Regions from separate parts of the Homo sapiens genome. Here region 1 is linked to region 2. A link is a contact called in ENCODE Hi-C or POLR2A ChIA-PET data. All regions are on one chromosome and are shown on one strand. The core of a region is the stretch at or near the end of the contact, and the rest is flanking DNA. Distances in the headings are between cores, read along the strand shown.

Region 1 (4,185 bases), core at 78-2,577, 110 kb before region 2:
AAATTAGAGCTAGTAGGAGGAACAGTACATTCTGGAGATCACAACCACCAGTTTTGCATAATATGGGAAATGAAGCTTTTGAATCCAAACTAGATATCAAGCTTCAAGTGTTCCACCATATTTAAGGAGTGATTGTGTTAGAACTAGGTTTTGTAGGCCAGGCACGGTGGCTCACGCCTGTAATCCCAGATACTCGGGAGGCTGAGGTGGGAGAATCGCTTGAACCTGGGAGACGGAGATTGCAGTGAGCCAAGATCAGGAGACCCAGAGTGGGGAGGAGGGTGGGGCAGGTCTGAGACTTGGTGCAGGAAGAGTCAACATTCACACCAGATGACCTGCCTGGGGTAGCTGGCACTAGACATCCTGGGACAGTCTCAAAGCATGAGACCTGATTCTTGGTCCAGAAAATACTGCCCTGAGCCATGTTCAGCAGGCGGTGCTCCCTTACAGACCCAGTCATTACTATGATTCTTAACAGGGTTGCTAGTGATGAGGATTTAAACATCTTCATTGTTTTTGGTTGTAAATGTAATTATTAAGTTTTTATTTCTAAAATTCTTGTTTTTGTATTGTTTTAGTGATGGGGTCTTGCTCTGTTGCTTAGGCTGGACTGGAACTCCTAGGCTCAAGCAATCCTCCTGCCTCGGCCTCCAGAGTGGCTGGGGCTATAACTATTAAGTCTCTAAAGAGAGGAATTATTGCCGGGTGCAGTGGCTCATGCCTGTAATCCCAGCACTTTGGGAGGCCGAGGTGGGTGGGTCACCCGGGGTCAGGAGTTTGAGACCAGCCTGGCCAATATGGTGAAACCCCATCTTTACTAAAAATACAAAAATTAGCCAGGTGTGCTGGCATGTTCCTGTAATCTCAGCTACTCAGGAGGCTGAGGCAGGCGAATCACTTGAACCCAGGAGGCGGAAGTTGCAGTGACCTGAGATCGTGCCACTGCACTCCAGCCAGGGTGACAGACGGAGACTCTGTCTCAAAAAAAAAAAAAAGGAGGAATCTTTTGAAAAATAGAAATCCCCCCTCATAATTTTAATCCCACCATAATAGGTTTAACATATATCTCACTGGACATTTTTCTATATACATAGGATTGATATAGGATTATAATTTCCTTTATAAAACTGTGATCATGCTACATATAAATAGTTCTGCAACTGCATTTTACCCACAATGCTACATCCTGACCATACTAAAGGACAAATTATGCATAACTGCTTTGTCTTTGTACACTTTATGCCAGAGCGCAAGGACTTCCTTCATCTGACTTGTGCCCAGCCACACAGTAACGGGCACGGCTGGTAGGGCTGAGTCAGCTCCATGCTGACAGTGAGTCAATCCCCCAGGCGCAGTATGGCTGCAGGCAGTGTGGGAGACCCCATCTGTCTCCACCAACCCTGGGTAAGGTCAGCCGAGTTTGCAGTAGGTGGATGACCTTCCTAGACCTGAGATGGGGCTATTTAAAGGAACGTGACACCGAGCCAAAAATGTGGAGGCTGCAGAGCCAGCTTCCACAGAGAGGACCAGATCGGCCTTCCCTGGGATCTGCTTCCTCGGGCAAAGCAAACCTTGCAGTCACTGCCACTTGGCTGCTGACTGATATTATATTTTGCATTAGGAAATATACTTTTCATCAACATAACCAACTGTGACAGCAACTATACTGACATCTGTATAGCACTTCATACAATATTGTCTATAATATGAATACAACATCATTATATAATATATACAGGAATATCATAATATATAAATTATATCTGTTTATAATATTAGATATAATATAAACGAAATGTGTGTGTGTGTGTGTGTGTATAATTTTTTTTTTTTTTTTTTTTGAGACAGGGTCATTCTTCGTCGCCCAGGCTGGAGTGTGGTGGCGTGACCTTGGCTCACTGCAACCTTTGTCTCCTGGGCTTAAGTGATCCTCCCACCTCAGCCTCTCAAGTAGCTGGGACTACAGGTACATGCCACCATACTTGACTAATTTTTTCTATTTTTTTTTTTGTAGAGACGGGGTCTTGCCATGTTGCCCAGGCTGGTCTCAACCTCCTGGGCTCAAGTGATCCACCCACCTCAGCCTCCCAAAGGGCTGGGATTACAGGCCCATGTCCGACCTCTTTTTCTCTATATATATATTTGTGCAAAATATATAATTTTTTTTTAAAGAAATAGGTCTTGTTCTGTTGCCCAGGCTAGAGTGCAGTGGTGCATTCATAACTCATTGCAACCTGAACTCCTGGGCTCAAGAGATCCTTTTGCCTCAGTCTACTGAGTAAGTAGCTGGGACTAAAGGTGTGCACCCCCACACCTGGCTAATATTATGATTAAAATGTCATACATTTACATAATATTAAATATGTATTTATAGATAATAACAATATATACTATAATATTATACAATATTGTTATAATTCCCACTGAATTCTCAGCAGTGACTGGGGGTCAGACGTCTTCCCACCATGTGAGTGTCCCCTCCACTGGAACAGCTCAGGCTGGTACTGGATTTCCCATTGTCAAATTTTTCAAGACAGGAGCCTGTCAGTGACATGATACCAGCAGATTAAATCAACCACTCACCTCCACAGCAAATGATAGCAGCCACAAAAAGGGAGATATCACTGTCATCCAGTTCCAGTGCATTGAACTTCATGGCAAAATCAAACTTGGGTTCCATGATATCACAGAACGGTTTCCTTAGGCTTTTTAGGAATTCACGAGTTATAAACCCATTTCCATACGCTACCAGCATCCCGTCTTTGTTCATCACAGAAGACAGCATGGCGAATATGGCCTCATAAACTCCGTATTTTAGCAATGTCACTTGATCGTTCAGGTCCAAGTTTGCGAAGCCTGGGATGGCCTTGGCGAATTCCGTGAGCTCCGTGACGGTCTCCACTGACGTGCACTGGCAGCAGTGAAAGATGCGGACCTCCGCCTCCTTGTTCTGGATGCCATTGGCCACCAGCTTGGCCACCAGCGTCTTCTCAGCCATACACAGTGTCTCCATATCATGTATGACAAAAGGCTACAAAGGAGGACACCAAGGTAAGTCAGGTGATGTGGGATGCGCTATGCTCCCAGCTATCAGCTCACTAATGAGCAGCTCCTGCGTCCAAATCACCAAGCTCAGTGCCTCAGAGGACTCAAGATACCCGCGGAACATAGTCCTTACTCAACTTCAAAATCGGTTGGGGAAAATAAGACATTAATAGAGAACAAACAGTATAAATCAGTAAAATAATAATAGTCATCGCCTGACATTGGGTGGATTTCATCGCTAAGAAACTGAAGTACTGGGCTGGGCATGGTGGCTCACGCCTGTAATCCCAGAACTTTGGGAGGCTGAGGTGGGTGGTTTACCTGAGGTCAAGAGTTCGAGACCAGCCTGGCCAGCATGGTGAAACCCCGTCTCTACTAAAAATACAAAAAAATTAGCTGGGTGTGGTGGCGGGCGCCTGTAGTCCCAGCTACTCGGGAGGCTGAGGCAGGAGAATGGCGTGAACCCAGGAGGCAGAGCTTGCAGTGAGCCGACATTGCGCCACTGCACTCCAGCCTGGGTGACAGAGCGAGACTCCGTCTCAAAAAAAAAAAAAAAATTAGCCAGGCATAGTGTGTGCCTGTAACCCCAGCTACTCGGGAGGCTGAGGCAGGAGAATCGCTTGAACCTGGGAGGTGGACGTTGCAGTGAGCCAAGATCGTGCCACTGCACTCCAGTCTCCAGTCTGGGCGACAGAGCGAGAGTAAGACTCCGTCTCAAAAAAAAAAGAAACAAGAAACTGAAGTACTGATTTTGTCAAAACAAAACTAACGAGGACATTAGCAAAGCACCTTTAATATTCTTAAATATTCTCTGAACTAATGACTATTGCAAGAGGCTTAATTACGATCATTCTTAATTTTACCAGTATATGCACTTTAGGGGTGAACACCATTATTTAACGCTGCTCAATGAATACATTTGGCATGTAAATACATACAACTCAGAAAGGTGGCATCTATGTAGAAATCGGCAAACAAGCGTTGTGAAACTCTTTAGGGATAAAGTGGAAAAGCCTCGGAATGCCCTTGTTTCTCTCAGTGCAGGAAACTGAAACCTTCACTCGGTGCTCCATATTCTGGAGCAAGTGCCAACTCCCCACAGCCGTGCCTTGTGTGCTCCCATGCCATCTGCATGTAAAC
Region 2 (3,879 bases), core at 722-3,221:
CGGAGCTCCCAGCCCTGAGCCAGCCTCATGGAGCAGCTCAGAGCACTGCCCAGCTCTAAGTCCTGTCCCAGGCCTGGCTGCTGTTCCCTCTGCTGCTCCTGAGCCCGCTGAGTCCCATGGGGGTAGATTGTGAGGTGTGCTCTCTGACTCTGAGGGCCCCAGGCGAGACAGTAAGAAAGCCAGGCCTCTCTTTGGAAGCCCCTAGGGCAGGGTGGGCAGGGAGGGTGGGGGTACTGGCAGCTACTGAGTCTGGTGTCGCAGGGTGGGTCTAGGTGGCTCCCCTGGCAGCAAAGGCCTGGCCTCCAGCCCTCAAGGTCAGTCCCTGGGGCACCTCACAAATGACAGGTCCTAAACCTCGCCTGCTCAGACCTCTCCCCAGCCTGGCTCCTCTGTCCCAGTGGCCATCCACCCACCCACCTAGAGAGACCTGGGCCTCCCTGCCACCCCTGCCTCTGCCCCAGCTGGTCCCCAGGTCCCAGCAATGTCACCCTTCAATAGCTTCTCAAACCTGACACCTCCAACACTCCCTGGTCATTACTGTCATCTGAGCACATCCTTTGGCCTGAGCCCTGGCAGCCACCCTCTCAGAGCTCTATACCCCCACAAACACCTCTCCCTTCATGGTGGCCAATGCAGGGTTGCCAGGCCGGGCTGCACCCCTGTGTTGGCTCCTGCACTGTGGGACAGCCACTGGTCTGACGTAAAAAGCCAGAGCTGGTACAGTCAGGCTAGCCTGGGAAACTGTGGGTAAACCAAGTCACACGGACCTGTTTCCTCCCTGCAGGCCTTGTCAGAGCCTTCAATAGGCTCACCACAGCGTGACTCCAAGAGGGCATCGTGAGCAGCAACTGTGGATCATCTGTCCAGGAAACGTGCCATCCAAGAGCATTTCCCAGGCCCTTGAGAGAGACAGCCAGCCAGCTACCTCCTCAGCCTGGGTCCCCAGGGTCCCCTGGGGGCTTCCCCCCACTGCTGGCCTGCCCTGCAGCCCCCTCTGCCACTTTCCCCATGGTGCTAGGCTCCACCCTATTCAACTTGACTGAGTCCTCACTCTAACCTGTTTGTTCATTCAGTGGGCATTTTTTTTTTGAGATGGCATCTCTCTCTGTTGCCAGGCTGGATGGAGTGCAGTGGCATGATCTCACCTCACTGCAACCTCCACATCCCGGGCTCATGTGATTCTCTTGCCTCAGCCTCCTGAGTAGCTGGGATTATAGGCGCCCGCCACCAAGCCCGGTTAATTTTTGTATTTTTAGTAGAGACGGGGTTTCACTATGTTGGCCAGGCTGGTCTTGAACTCCTGACCTCAGGTGATCCGCCCGCCTTGACCTCCCAAAGTGCTGGGATTACAGGTGTGAGCCACTGTGCCTGGCCTCAGTGGGCACTGATTGACCATCTATTGTGTGCTGGGTGCTGGACTAGGTGCTGAGAAGACACGCTTGCTGGAGCTCACAGCCTAGTGAACGGGGCACATGGGGCAGGGCTCACACAGGCAGACACAGAATGTACCAGGGAGGGCGGAGGAAGGGGAAGCGGCCTTGGCAGGCGAGACCTGACACATGACCGGCCCTGGGTGTCCACCTGCGGGCATCTGCATCAGCTCTGGGACTGTGAGGGTCAGGACAAATCAAAACCCCCTTCATAATCACGTCTGAGCACAGACCACAGCATGAACACCATCCAAGCCACAGAATGTCCAGCCTCTCCTGGCCCAGGCAGCAGGGGGACTGCAGCCACGTCAGCAATCGCAGCTCCAGCCTCGCTCTGGGCTCCCTGCCCTGGAGACAGGGCTTGTGAAGATCGCTGATCGGAGGACGATCCTGCGTCCTGAGAGCATCCAACCCAGAGCCCCGCCTCCTCAGACTCCTCCCCATCCCGCAGCACAGCCCCAAACACCCCATCACAGACACCCCCGGATCCCCAGATCCCACAGCGTGCATTCTCCCTCGTGGCAAAGGACACTGGGCCGCCTGCGTTGCCACAGGAACTCACTCCTCCGTGGGCTGAGGGCATTGGCAGCTGATGGAGAAGATCAAAGTGGGTGAGGGGAGCGGCTGGTCTCCTCCCTCACTGCCACCCACTGCCCCCTGCCTCCGCCTGCTGATGGCCTGGGGTCAGGCGCAGCCCTGTGTGTCTAGGGGAGGAGGCCAGACTGCGGGGTGCTGAGCAGGCTGGGTCTTGTCTCATCTCAGGACGTTGGTCTGCTTGGCCTGCCCTGGCTGGCATTTGCAGGGCACTTGCCTGCTGCCCCCTGGACCTCGTGGTACCCATGAGAGCCAGGTCTCCTTGTCTTCAGCCTGGATAAGGACACAGAGAGGGTAAGGGCCTCGCCCTGGGCCATGGGATTGGTTCACGGCTGGCTGCCACCTTTCTGCTGGGTGGTTTCTGCAGCCTGTGTTCCTTCTGCCACCCCGAGGCCCCTCTGTCATGTATTAGGGCTGCAGGGGGCAATCACTCGAGGGCTGGGCTTCCTGCTGTTAGCTGGCCTCTCCGGTGCCCGCACTCAGCCTGCCCCTGGCTGGGCACTGGAGGGTGCCTCCCCCCGGAGGTGACCCCAGGCCATATGAGCTCTACTGCTGGGCCTGCGGGGTGCTACCCAAAGCCTCAACTCCTCTGGCCTGGCAGGGGCGGTGGACAACCTGGCTGGGCCCTTCCTGGACTCCTGGGCTCACCATGACCTCTGTGGACACAGCTTGGCCTTCTTCACTCGGGGACCAGCCATCCCTCCCCACCCGGCACCCCGAATGCTCTGACAGGCTCTGTTAACTCCTTCCTTGACCCTGGAATGCACCTCCCGTGAGTCTGCCCAGGTGAACCCCTCCCACACTCACCCCAGGCCTAGCACCAGCCACAACTCTTCCCCTGCCCTCCCCTGCTGCCTCCCCTCCCCCTTTCTTCCTTCCTCTGGAGGCCACCCCTCCCCTGCTGCCTCCCTGGGTTTCCCCCTTCTCTTCCCTTGCTGTCCCCCAGCATCTGCCTTCAAATCCTTCCCCACCACACCCAGACCCCCCAGGCCAGCTGCTCCATAGGATATGACAACTGTATTACTTATTTATTTATTTGTTGAGACAGGGTCTCACTCTTGTCACCCAGGCTGGAGTGCAGTGGCACGATCTGGGCTCACTGCAGTCTTGACCTCCCAAGGCTCAGGTGATCCTCCCACTTCAGCCTCTCGAGTAGCTGGGACCACAGGCGTGAGCCACCAAACTCAGTTAATTTTTGTATTTTTTTGTAGAGATGGGATTTTGCCATGTTGTCCAGGCTGGTCTTGAACTCCTGGGCTCAAGCGCTGTGCCTGCCTCAGCCTCCCAGAGTGCTGGGATTACAGGTGGGAGCCACAGCGCCTGCCTGGATATGGTATCTTTACTCGGGGCCAGGACTTGTGTGGGGCTGACCCAGGAAATGGGCAGAAGCCCTGGAGGCTGAGCGGGAGGAAGGAGGGTGGATGGGCTTGGCGAGAGAGGCTGTTGGGTCTGTGATGTAGAGGGAAGGGGAGAGGGGTAGAAGAGGGGAGAGAAGAGGGGAGGGACGGGGTGAGGCCTTCTTGAGGAAGGGCTGCTCTTCTCTGTTTTATTTCCGGGGACTGCAGGAGGGCCAGTATGTCTTGCTTGCCTGTCCAGGCAGTGCTGCCTGCCTGGGGCTTGGCTGGAGACAAAGCCTGGATGCCCAGGATTTGAGAGGGGTGAAAGTTGGCATCCGGGCCCACCAAGGACAGGCCCGCCATGTTTGAACCCAGGTCAAGTCTGAGGGGGGAGCGCATTCCTTCTGGGGAGGCCGGACAGCGGTGTGCAGGTGGCTGCTTTTCTCCTGCATGAGGACCTTCAGGGACAAGGCTGGAAGCGAGGTACCTGGCAGGGCCCTGGGCCTGGCCCAGTTCCT

The links. A loop is a pair of places that touch in the nucleus more often than their neighbours do. ChIA-PET counts read pairs that join two places held with the same protein, here RNA polymerase II (POLR2A). Pooled maps may share reads with other maps.
Region 1: a loop to region 2 is called in a pooled map, with 2.3 times the contacts of the local background. The contact joins two enhancer-like sites. A Hi-C loop is called at or near these places in 5 of 168 maps with a recorded cell type or tissue (colonic mucosa, heart left ventricle, posterior cingulate gyrus and 2 more), 1 of 37 single-sample maps with no recorded cell type and 7 of 50 pooled maps. POLR2A ChIA-PET finds 5 or more read pairs at or near these places in 1 of 52 experiments (H1).

The regions. Positions count from the first base shown.
Region 1 is chr22:46,230,638-46,234,822 of GRCh38, reverse strand. PPARA (peroxisome proliferator activated receptor alpha) reads right to left here. Exons shown (of 9, transcript NM_005036.6): 8 at 2,584-3,031. Among named protein-coding and RNA genes, the nearest start is that of CDPF1, 18 kb to the left of the region's middle. Within about 2 kb of position 1,327, at least 11 of the 41 ENCODE cell types and tissues checked have a DNase peak (open chromatin) inside an H3K27ac peak, as active enhancers do.
Region 2 is chr22:46,118,182-46,122,060 of GRCh38, reverse strand. No RefSeq gene overlaps it. Among named protein-coding and RNA genes, the nearest start is that of MIRLET7B, 6.4 kb to the right of the region's middle. Within about 2 kb of position 1,971, at least 5 of the 41 ENCODE cell types and tissues checked have a DNase peak (open chromatin) inside an H3K27ac peak, as active enhancers do.